3 separate regions of the Homo sapiens genome follow, and all the other regions are linked to region 1. Evidence: chromatin contacts called from ENCODE Hi-C data. All regions are on one chromosome and are shown on one strand. The core of a region is the stretch at or near the end of the contact, and the rest is flanking DNA. Distances in the headings are between cores, read along the strand shown. Region 1 holds the start of CYLD-AS1 (CYLD antisense RNA 1). Region 2 holds the start of N4BP1 (NEDD4 binding protein 1). Region 3 overlaps CHD9 (chromodomain helicase DNA binding protein 9).

What was found. A loop is a pair of places that touch in the nucleus more often than their neighbours do. Pooled maps may share reads with other maps.
Region 2: a loop to region 1 is called in a pooled map, with 14 times the contacts of the local background. The contact joins the promoter of N4BP1 here to the promoter of CYLD-AS1 in region 1. A Hi-C loop is called at or near these places in 11 of 50 pooled maps.
Region 3: a loop to region 1 is called in a pooled map, with 4 times the contacts of the local background. The contact joins the enhancer-like site here to the promoter of CYLD-AS1 in region 1. A Hi-C loop is called at or near these places in 3 of 50 pooled maps.

The regions. Positions count from the first base shown.
Region 1 is chr16:50,741,488-50,744,187 of GRCh38, reverse strand. It overlaps CYLD-AS1 (CYLD antisense RNA 1), which reads left to right and starts at 1,441. Exons shown (of 7, transcript NR_184279.1): 1 at 1,441-1,517. CYLD (CYLD lysine 63 deubiquitinase) reads right to left here and starts at 2,102. Exons shown (of 19, transcript NM_001378743.1): 1 at 2,064-2,102; 2 at 1,347-1,426. MIR3181 (microRNA 3181) reads right to left here and starts at 1,883; the gene lies at 1,811-1,883. RefSeq lists an enhancer at 1,348-1,447 and a silencer at 1,688-2,287.
Region 2 is chr16:48,608,843-48,611,607 of GRCh38, reverse strand. It overlaps N4BP1 (NEDD4 binding protein 1), which reads left to right and starts at 1,428. Exons shown (of 7, transcript NM_153029.4): 1 at 1,428-1,833. The coding sequence starts at 1,636. LOC124903687 (a long non-coding RNA gene) reads right to left here and starts at 1,298. Exons shown (of 2, transcript XR_007065063.1): 1 at 1,090-1,298; 2 at 395-953. RefSeq lists enhancers at 1,158-1,237, 1,248-1,297, 2,248-2,297 and a silencer at 1,338-1,937.
Region 3 is chr16:53,098,077-53,100,787 of GRCh38, reverse strand. The region is part of intron 1 of CHD9 (chromodomain helicase DNA binding protein 9); the gene reads right to left. Among named protein-coding and RNA genes, the nearest start is that of CHD9, 44 kb to the right of the region's middle. RefSeq lists enhancers at 459-558, 1,509-1,588, 1,679-1,728, 631-1,830, 1,789-1,918 and a silencer at 859-968. Within about 2 kb of position 1,292, at least 40 of the 41 ENCODE cell types and tissues checked have a DNase peak (open chromatin) inside an H3K27ac peak, as active enhancers do.

The DNA of each region.
Region 1 (2,700 bases), core at 192-2,691:
AAGAGCCTCTCACATCTGCATATTCCCACTGGAACAAGGAATACTGCTGCCTCTCTAGTGTTAAACCTAGCCACTCCACTGCCAAACTGTGAATTCCCCAAGTCCTTCATTTTTATATTATCCAGTGCCCACACGAGAGCCTGGCATATGCTAGGCACTGAATACAGAGAAATGAATGAAAGACTCAAGTGGTAACAGTGAAAACAAAATTGCATTTCCTCCTCCTGTTTAAGGGATTAAACCAAGAGAAAGAGAAGAGAAAAAGACTCAGGAATTGGGAGTATTTAATGAATTTTGCCTAAAACTTCAGTAATTCTCTAGATAAAATGAAATCATGCTAAACCACTTCATTGTTATACATATAAGAAGAAACAAATACGGAAAATTTCACAATTACGAAACCAAGTTGTTTTGAGGTTTATTTGATACTAGCTTCCTACAGCCTCAACTAGCATGTATGATGCTTATAAATTCTGTACAACCAATGAAAAAAAAACTAATTTAAATCATAGTGTGAAAATCAGGAACAAAATACTAATAGTTTGATAAACAACATAACTATTCCTTTCTCTCTCCCTGTGTTGGAGACTTCCTTAAATCAAACAAAACCACAGTTTAGGTGTGCCAGACTATAAAAATCATTGCTGCTTAATGTTAGTTGTGCTTTATATAACAAGCCTTATCTGCTTCTCACAAAAGTTACCACCCAGAGGAAGGTTTATTTGCAAGAATACTATACAATTTTGCAGCAGAATATTAGAGAATGTTCTGGGTGTTACTTCAATAAGAATTTCCAGCAAATCATTTTCTCCTAATACTGTTCTAGTTCAAATCCACCTACTGCTCAGTGGGGAATGGGAGGCTAAATTCTTAAGGCCATTCAGTCTACTTGGGGCGTGAGGGGGTGTGTAGAAAGCCAACAATCAAACGAACACCCTCTCAAGGCCTGGGTGCTTCTCTGAGAGCCAATGATTGCAAAATGAACAATCTTATTAAGATCCCTAATTAGCCCGAATTCAAAAGCAAGGTAGGCATGCTCCTTAGCTGAGCTAAGGATAAAACTTTCCAGGAAAAATTGAGGAGAAGAAGGTGGCAGGGATGATGGGGGCTGGGAGACTGCAAGGCCACAGGCTTGGTGGCTGGAAGATGACAACTATCCTAAAACATTCAAATGCCAAGGGGTGGAAGAGAAACGATGCCAAGTACATGAATAACCGGCAGCTGACCCAGCTGAGTACCAAACTCAACACCATCTCCTGAAGATTTCATGACTTCGCCCCCGCCCCCCATTCGCCCCCCACCCCCCTCGATTGTTAACATGAAAGAAAAACATAAAGAAAGAATACCTGTCACAGCAGGGCGCACCTTTCAACTAAGGAACTCCGGGTGGCTGTGTAGAACCATCCTCACCCTAGAAAGGGGGAAACTGAAAGAAAAAGCAGAACACGCCATTAACAAGGCCAGAACCCCGACTGCCATTCCTGGACGGGAGCCACCAACACCCGCAAAATCGATCGGTACGTACGCCCCGCGGCGCGGTCGGTAGGAATCACAGCCCCGGGCTCCTGAGGCCAACCGTGGCCGTCGGGGCCCGCCAGCGGCCTGTGCCTCAGTCTCCCAATCTGTAAATGGGGTGGGGGGCGGGAGGGGGACAGCGTCCCGCGCGGCTCCCGCCCCAAGTCCTCTCTCCTCTGGGGGTCCCGATGGTGGCGACCCCGCACGCTCCCCGGACTCGCAGCCCTCCCGGGAAGCCTCGGGGGATGGGGAAGCCCCGGTGGGGGGGGGAAACCCGGGCTGACGTCAGCGGGCTCGGCAACCCGCGGGCCCGGCCGGCTCGGGCCCGGGCAACTAACGGGCCGGCGCCGAGGGCCCGATGGTCGCCGCGGCGGCTCCGGACGCCCTGAGGCCAGGCGGCTGCGCCGAGGGGATCCGGCCGCCCGCCGGCCGCCAGCCGCCCGCTCATTCACTAACCTCGGGCGGCGGGGCGTCGCCCCTCGCCCCGGCTCCCCAGCCCGCGTCCCGGGCCGGCCCCGGCTCCCCACACCCACCGCCCTAGTATTTACCTCCGACGCGCGGCCCCCGCGCAGCCAAACCTGCTACCTGGGCCCGCCCCCACCTGCCCCGCCTCCGAACCGCACAGGGAAGAGGGAGGGAGCGGGGGCGGAGGGGGCAGCCGCCGCGCTAGCCAATCGTAGGCCGAGCTGCGCTCCTGAGCGGGCCGTGATTGGGCCTCCCTGTGACAGACCTTCCTCCAATGGCTGCCAGCCCGGCGCCGGCCGAAGGGACTTTCCGCTCTGTCAAGCTCGGTGGAACCAAAGGGAAAGCGAAGGGGCGGGGCAGAGAAGAGCGGCGGATGGAGGCGGGAAGCTCAAGCTGATTGGGCGAAAGGCTGTGGGTGCCGCGTCACCATTGGCTGATGCTGGAGCCGGGGCGGGGCGCTGCGCTGCCACCAGCTCCGCCTCCCGTGCTCCCGCCTCAGCTGTCAAAACTGTAGACGCTTAGGTTTGGGCTGGGTTAAGAGTCCAGATGAAGGTTGAAATAGGATTCCAGGATGCCGTGAGAGAGCAAAGCTTTAGAATCAGACCTCAGTTTGAATCTTTGGCGCTTTCATTCAGTGGCTGCGTGACCTGAGGAAGTCACAACCACGCTGAGCCTCAATGTCCTCATCTGTAAAATGGAGATCATAGTATCGGTTGTCTT
Region 2 (2,765 bases), core at 179-2,678, 2.1 Mb after region 1:
GATGTACACAGATGGCACAGACTCCTGGGCCCACAAGTTCACTGTGGTTGCATAATCCACACAAAGATTTTCCCTGAAAATTAGGCCTTAAATATATTGCTTAAGTTAGCAATAATAATGTTCAGTGAGCACTTACAGTGTTGGGTGCTGTATTAATATTCACAATAGGAAGTACTATTATTATCTACATTTTATAGATGAAAAATTAAAACAGAGAGAGGTAATATTCCCAGAGCCCCTATCTACTATAGCCACAATATTTAGCTGAAGGAAAGGAATCCAACACTTTATCTTCCACAATCTGTTTTCATGGACTCAGAGAATATAAAGGCCTGGAAAAGGCCTTAGAGATAACTGAGTGTACTCTTTTATTTTACAGATCAGAAAACAGACCTGGAGAGGGGTTAGGGTTTATTTGCTCCAGTCCCAGGGAAGATCATGAGTGAGCCCCCAAACTCCCACTTTTCGGGCTTCTCCCATAACATATCCCCTTTCTTCCCTCACAGAAGAAATCACTCTCCTGAATTTATCTTTTTTTTTTTTTTTGAGACGGAGTTTCGCTCTTCTTGCCCAGGCTGGAGTGCAATGGCGCAATCTCGGCTCACCGCACGCAACCTCTGCCTCCAGGGTTCAAGCGATTCTCCTGCCTCAGCCTCCCTAGTAGCTGGGATTACAGGCATGTGCCACCACGCCGCGCTAATTTTTTTTTTTTTTTTTTTTTTTTTTTTTTTTTTTTTTTTTTTTTTTAGCAGAGACGGGGGTTTCTCCATTTTGGTCAGGCTGGTCTCGAACTCCGGACCTCGAGTGATCCACCCGCCTCTGCCCCCACAGACTGCTGGGATTACAGGCGTGAGCCACCGCGCCCGGCCTTCTTGAATTTATCTTAATCATTTTTTTGATTTTCAATTCTCCGTAAGTATGCCCATTTTCTTCTCTTCTTGCTACCATTTTTACTGAAAGAAATAAAAAGGGAAAGAGAAAAAAGTGAGAAGGGCAGCTAAGAAGGTAAAAGGGTAGGGAGGAAGGGAAGAAACAGAGAAAGAAAAGTCCCGTCTGCCTGTGGATTAACGTGAAACTGAATAACTCAACTGCTAGAATCCTGGTTTGAGCGTCAAGATGTCTGAGGTCAAGTCCAATCCCTGTGACACTCTCAGTCTCGCCTCCTGGCAATTAAGTTTCCCCAACTATAAACCCATATATCTACATCCACCAGATCCCGCGAAAGCGGTTTCCCCTCATCAAAGAAGTCCGCCCAGGCCTCCAAAACCATCCCTTTATTCTCAACCAACATGGCGACTGAGGGTGACGTCAACTTCCGTCGCCTTCACCCTACTCCCTTCCCCTAGGGGGCGGCGAGCCTCAATGACGGCTGCGGCCGGGGCGCATGCGCGGCGGCGGGGCCCGGCCCGCGGCGGCGGCAAAGGGGCGGAGGGGTTCGCTGCCAGCAATTGCCAAGCTGCTGCGGTCGTGGCGGGATGGTATAGCCGGGCCTGAGGGCGGGCGGCGGGGCGCGGGCGGGGGCGAGGCGGCCGGGAAGGGCCGACGCCGCCTGACTGGCTTGGGAGCAGCGGCAGCAAGCTGAGGGGGCGTCGCCGCCGCCGGCCCCCGGCGCCGCCGCGGGAGGCCGCGCCCGCCATGGCGGCCCGGGCGGTGCTGGACGAGTTCACTGCGCCAGCTGAGAAGGCGGAGCTGCTGGAGCAGAGCCGCGGCCGTATCGAGGGCCTGTTTGGCGTGAGCCTAGCCGTGCTCGGCGCGCTAGGGGCTGAGGAGCCGCTGCCCGCGCGCATCTGGCTGCAGCTCTGCGGGGCGCAGGAGGCGGTGCACAGCGCCAAGGTGAGTCCGGCCGCCGCCCCCGCGCGCCCGCGGCCTCGATCGGTCCGGGTCTCCGGGCTCCCGCTCCTCCCCGCCCCCGCCGTCCGCCGCGATGCGCCTGGGTTGGGAACGCAGTCTCGGGAGCCAGCGAACGTGCCTTTTCGGCTCGCGAGCCATGTGACCTTGGATAGCGGCTTGATCCCCGGAGCCTCAGTTTCCCCATTTGTAAAGTGGCGCTGACGAAAGTACCTACCTCAGAGGGCTGTCGCGAGGATGAAAGTGGGGGATGTGTATGAAGCGCAGGCACAGCGTGTGGCACGGATCGGGTGCGCTGCGCATGTCGCCTGTTGTTGTCAGTTCCCCGGCCCCCAGGATGGTACGCAAGGCCTGTTGCTGGGCCCGCAGCCTCGTCCACCACCTAAGCCTTTATCCCCCAGTCCCGGGCCTCCACTACTGCAGTTCTGAGCCTTTTTGGGATCTCAGTTCCTCTTGAGAATCGGAAAAAAACTATTAATAGTAATAAAACGCTCGGAGAATGTCAGAAAGAAAGGATTTATGTTTACCTATTTTTTTCTATTTGAGACAGGGTCTCACTCTGTCACCCACAGTGGAGTGCAGTGTGGCGCGGTCTCAGTTCACTGCAGCCTCGACTTCCCGGGCTCAAGTGATCCTCCCACCTCAGCCTCCCGAGTAGCTAGTACTATAGGAGCGCGCCACCACGCCCGGCTCATTTTTTTTTTTTTTTTTGGTAGGGGATTTCACTATGTTGCCCGGGCAGGTCTCGAACTCTTGGACTCAAGTCATCCTCCCATCTCGGTCACCCAAAGTGCTGGGACTACACGCGGGAGCCACCCCGGCCGGATATTTAATATGTTAACAAAAAATAGCGTTATTCTTTGTATTGATATTACCTACAACTAACATTTACATAACGCTTAAGAACATCACAGGTT
Region 3 (2,711 bases), core at 43-2,542, 2.4 Mb before region 1:
TTGTGAAGGTAGATTCTACTCAAGCTGGGGGTGGCAGCTCACGCCTGTAATCCCAGCACTTCGAAAGGCCAAGGCCAAGGTGGGTGGATTGCTTGAGCCCAGGAGTTCAAGACCAGCCTGGACAACATGGTGAGACTCCATCCCTACAAAAAAATTAAAAAATTAGTCGGGCATGGTTGTGCATGCCTGTAGTCCCAACTACTTGGGAGGCTGAGGCGGGAGGATCACTTGAGCTCAGGAGTCCCAGGCTTCACTGAGCTATGATCAGCCACTTTACTCCAGCAGCCTGGGCAACAGAGCAAGACCCTGTCTTTTGGAAAAAAAAAAAAAAAAAGACGAATGAGTCTAAATTCAGAGTGCTTTCTAATTCAAAAGGAACAGTGATTTTCAGTTAATATCGCTTTTTACAGGTGTGATACCCAAGGATCACTTCTCTTTTAATTTCCTTTCCCATAGCAGCCCTATTCTCCTCACATTCAGAGGACACAAAGACTGTACAGGCAGCAACTGCACAAAGAACCCATAGACAAAATAAGTAGGGGCCATTTTGTGGATAATTTGGGAATGGGAATTCGGTCCTTGTGGCAGGAGAAGTTTTCTTCGGCTCACATTCTCCGGGTGAGTCATGTAGGTTTATCCCATTATTTGCACAATTCCTCACCTCTCCCCGTGGGCTGCAGTATCACCCAGCCACAATGGCATCTGCCCTTCACCGCTTCATCCCCTGCAGCCTGCTTGGTCAGGGCCTGGCAGGGAGCTGAGGAGCCCAGAGAGGGAGGGGAGGAAGCACGCGGCCGCCAGTGGCTGTCAGCTTTCCCAGCTGACTCAACTCCCCACCTCCTCCTCCCCCGCCCTGCACACAGCCACCAGCCTCCTAACTTTCCATTTCCAGGCCTCTGGGGTGGGAGCACCCCCTCCCGCTGCCCGGGGCGCCTGGTCTGCAGTCTGGGGCTGCCAGGGCACCACGCCAGCTGGCCTGGCGGGCTCTCTCCCGGGACTCTTAGAGTCTGCTGTCATGGAGAGAACGGAATATAGGTCAAGGTGCTCTCGGAAGGGCCCAGGGGAGGATCACCTGACTGGGAGGTGTGTGACTCAGCGGGAAGGGAAGGGGTGGAGCCGAATCTCCCGCCCGGAGGAGTCCGGAGGAGGAAGAGGTCAGGTTGCCTCTGTCTGGCTGATTGTCAGGGGAGGAAGGAGAAAGCAGCTGGAGGCAGAAGGAAGGATAAGATGACCTCTGGTGACCTATCTAAGGTGGAACACAAATCCATTCCAGAGCGGGCCGTCCCCCTCGGTGTAGCTGAAACCACTCCCAGCTCAGAACTCTCTCTGTGGTCGTGAAGACCTAATTAGCTGCCAAAGTGAGAAACCAAATTAACCGAACGCTCATCACTCCAGACTCCATCGACCCAGGCCCCTAAAAGAAACCAAAGACCCTGGTACAGCACACAAAGGTGGCCATCCCCATTAGAAGCAATTCGATCGTTTCCCCCAATCAATTCTGAATATGAAAATTACTAACCCATTTTATTTTACGGGTCCACACGGCAGGGGCCTCCTTTCAAGGGTGCGGCAGTTGCTGCTGTTGCTGGAACAGCAGCTGCTCTGTCTGAGCCTCACTTCCTCTGGCTCCAGCTGCAGGTTCCTCCTGGCCAAGCAGGGAGTTTCCTCATTCTCAGGGCTCTGGGCCCAGGCCTTGCTAGCGGCCACCCTCACCTCCCACCCTCAGCTGCTCACCACCCACCCTCTGTGGGTAGTGCTCTGGGACTCCCTCGTTCCATGAGTCAGAGCCAGGCTGGAGACAGACAGTAGGCTTCCTTTATTAAATCAGCCTCCTGCCCCGTACACTATAGAGGAAAGCTATAATTACTCCTTTGGCCTGGCTCTGAGAACTGAGCCACAGACGCTTGACTAGGAGCGACGGTTCTTGATTTCTGCATTTATCTAATGATGCACCCCAGTTTGGAAATAAGAATAACAGCCAGGGGTTAAGGGCTTGTTACACAAACGTCAGATGTTTTGCATATGTAATGGGGTGCATTGGGCCTGGATAGTCATGTAGATTGCTAGAAAAATCGCTATATTAAGGCTGCCAGGAGTTTTCTGTTTTGTTTTGCATGCCTCCTGCCTCGCGTTGATTGAGTCACACTTGAGGTGGCCTGCTCATTGCTGATGTTGGTTTACAAGAGACAAAGAAAAAAGCAGCCAAACATTGTTTCGGGTCTCCAGGTCAGGACTCTTTCATCCCTTAGGTATAATAGACACAAAATCTCAGGCCTCCCAGCTTTTCTTTCTTTCTTTTTTTTTTTTTTTTTGAGACGGAGTCTCACTCTGTTGCCCAGGCTGGAGTGGGGCAGAGCCATATCAGCTCACTGCAACCTCCACCTCCTGGGTTCAAGCAATTCTCCTGCCTCAGCCTCCCAAATAGCTGGGATTACAGATGCCCAACACCATGCCCAGCTTATTTTTGTATTTTTAGTAGAGACGAGGTTTCACCATGTTGGCCAGGCTGGTCTTGAACTCCTGACCTCAGGTGATCCACCCGCCTCGGCCTCCCAAAGTGCTGGGATTACAGGCGTAAGCCACCACGCCTGTCTGCCTCCCAGCTTTTCTACTGGTTTACAGAAATGTCTGAAACCTGAAAAAACAGTTGGTTCCAATTTTTTTTTTGAGACGAAGTCTCGCTCTTGTCCCCCAGGCTGGAGTGCAATGGC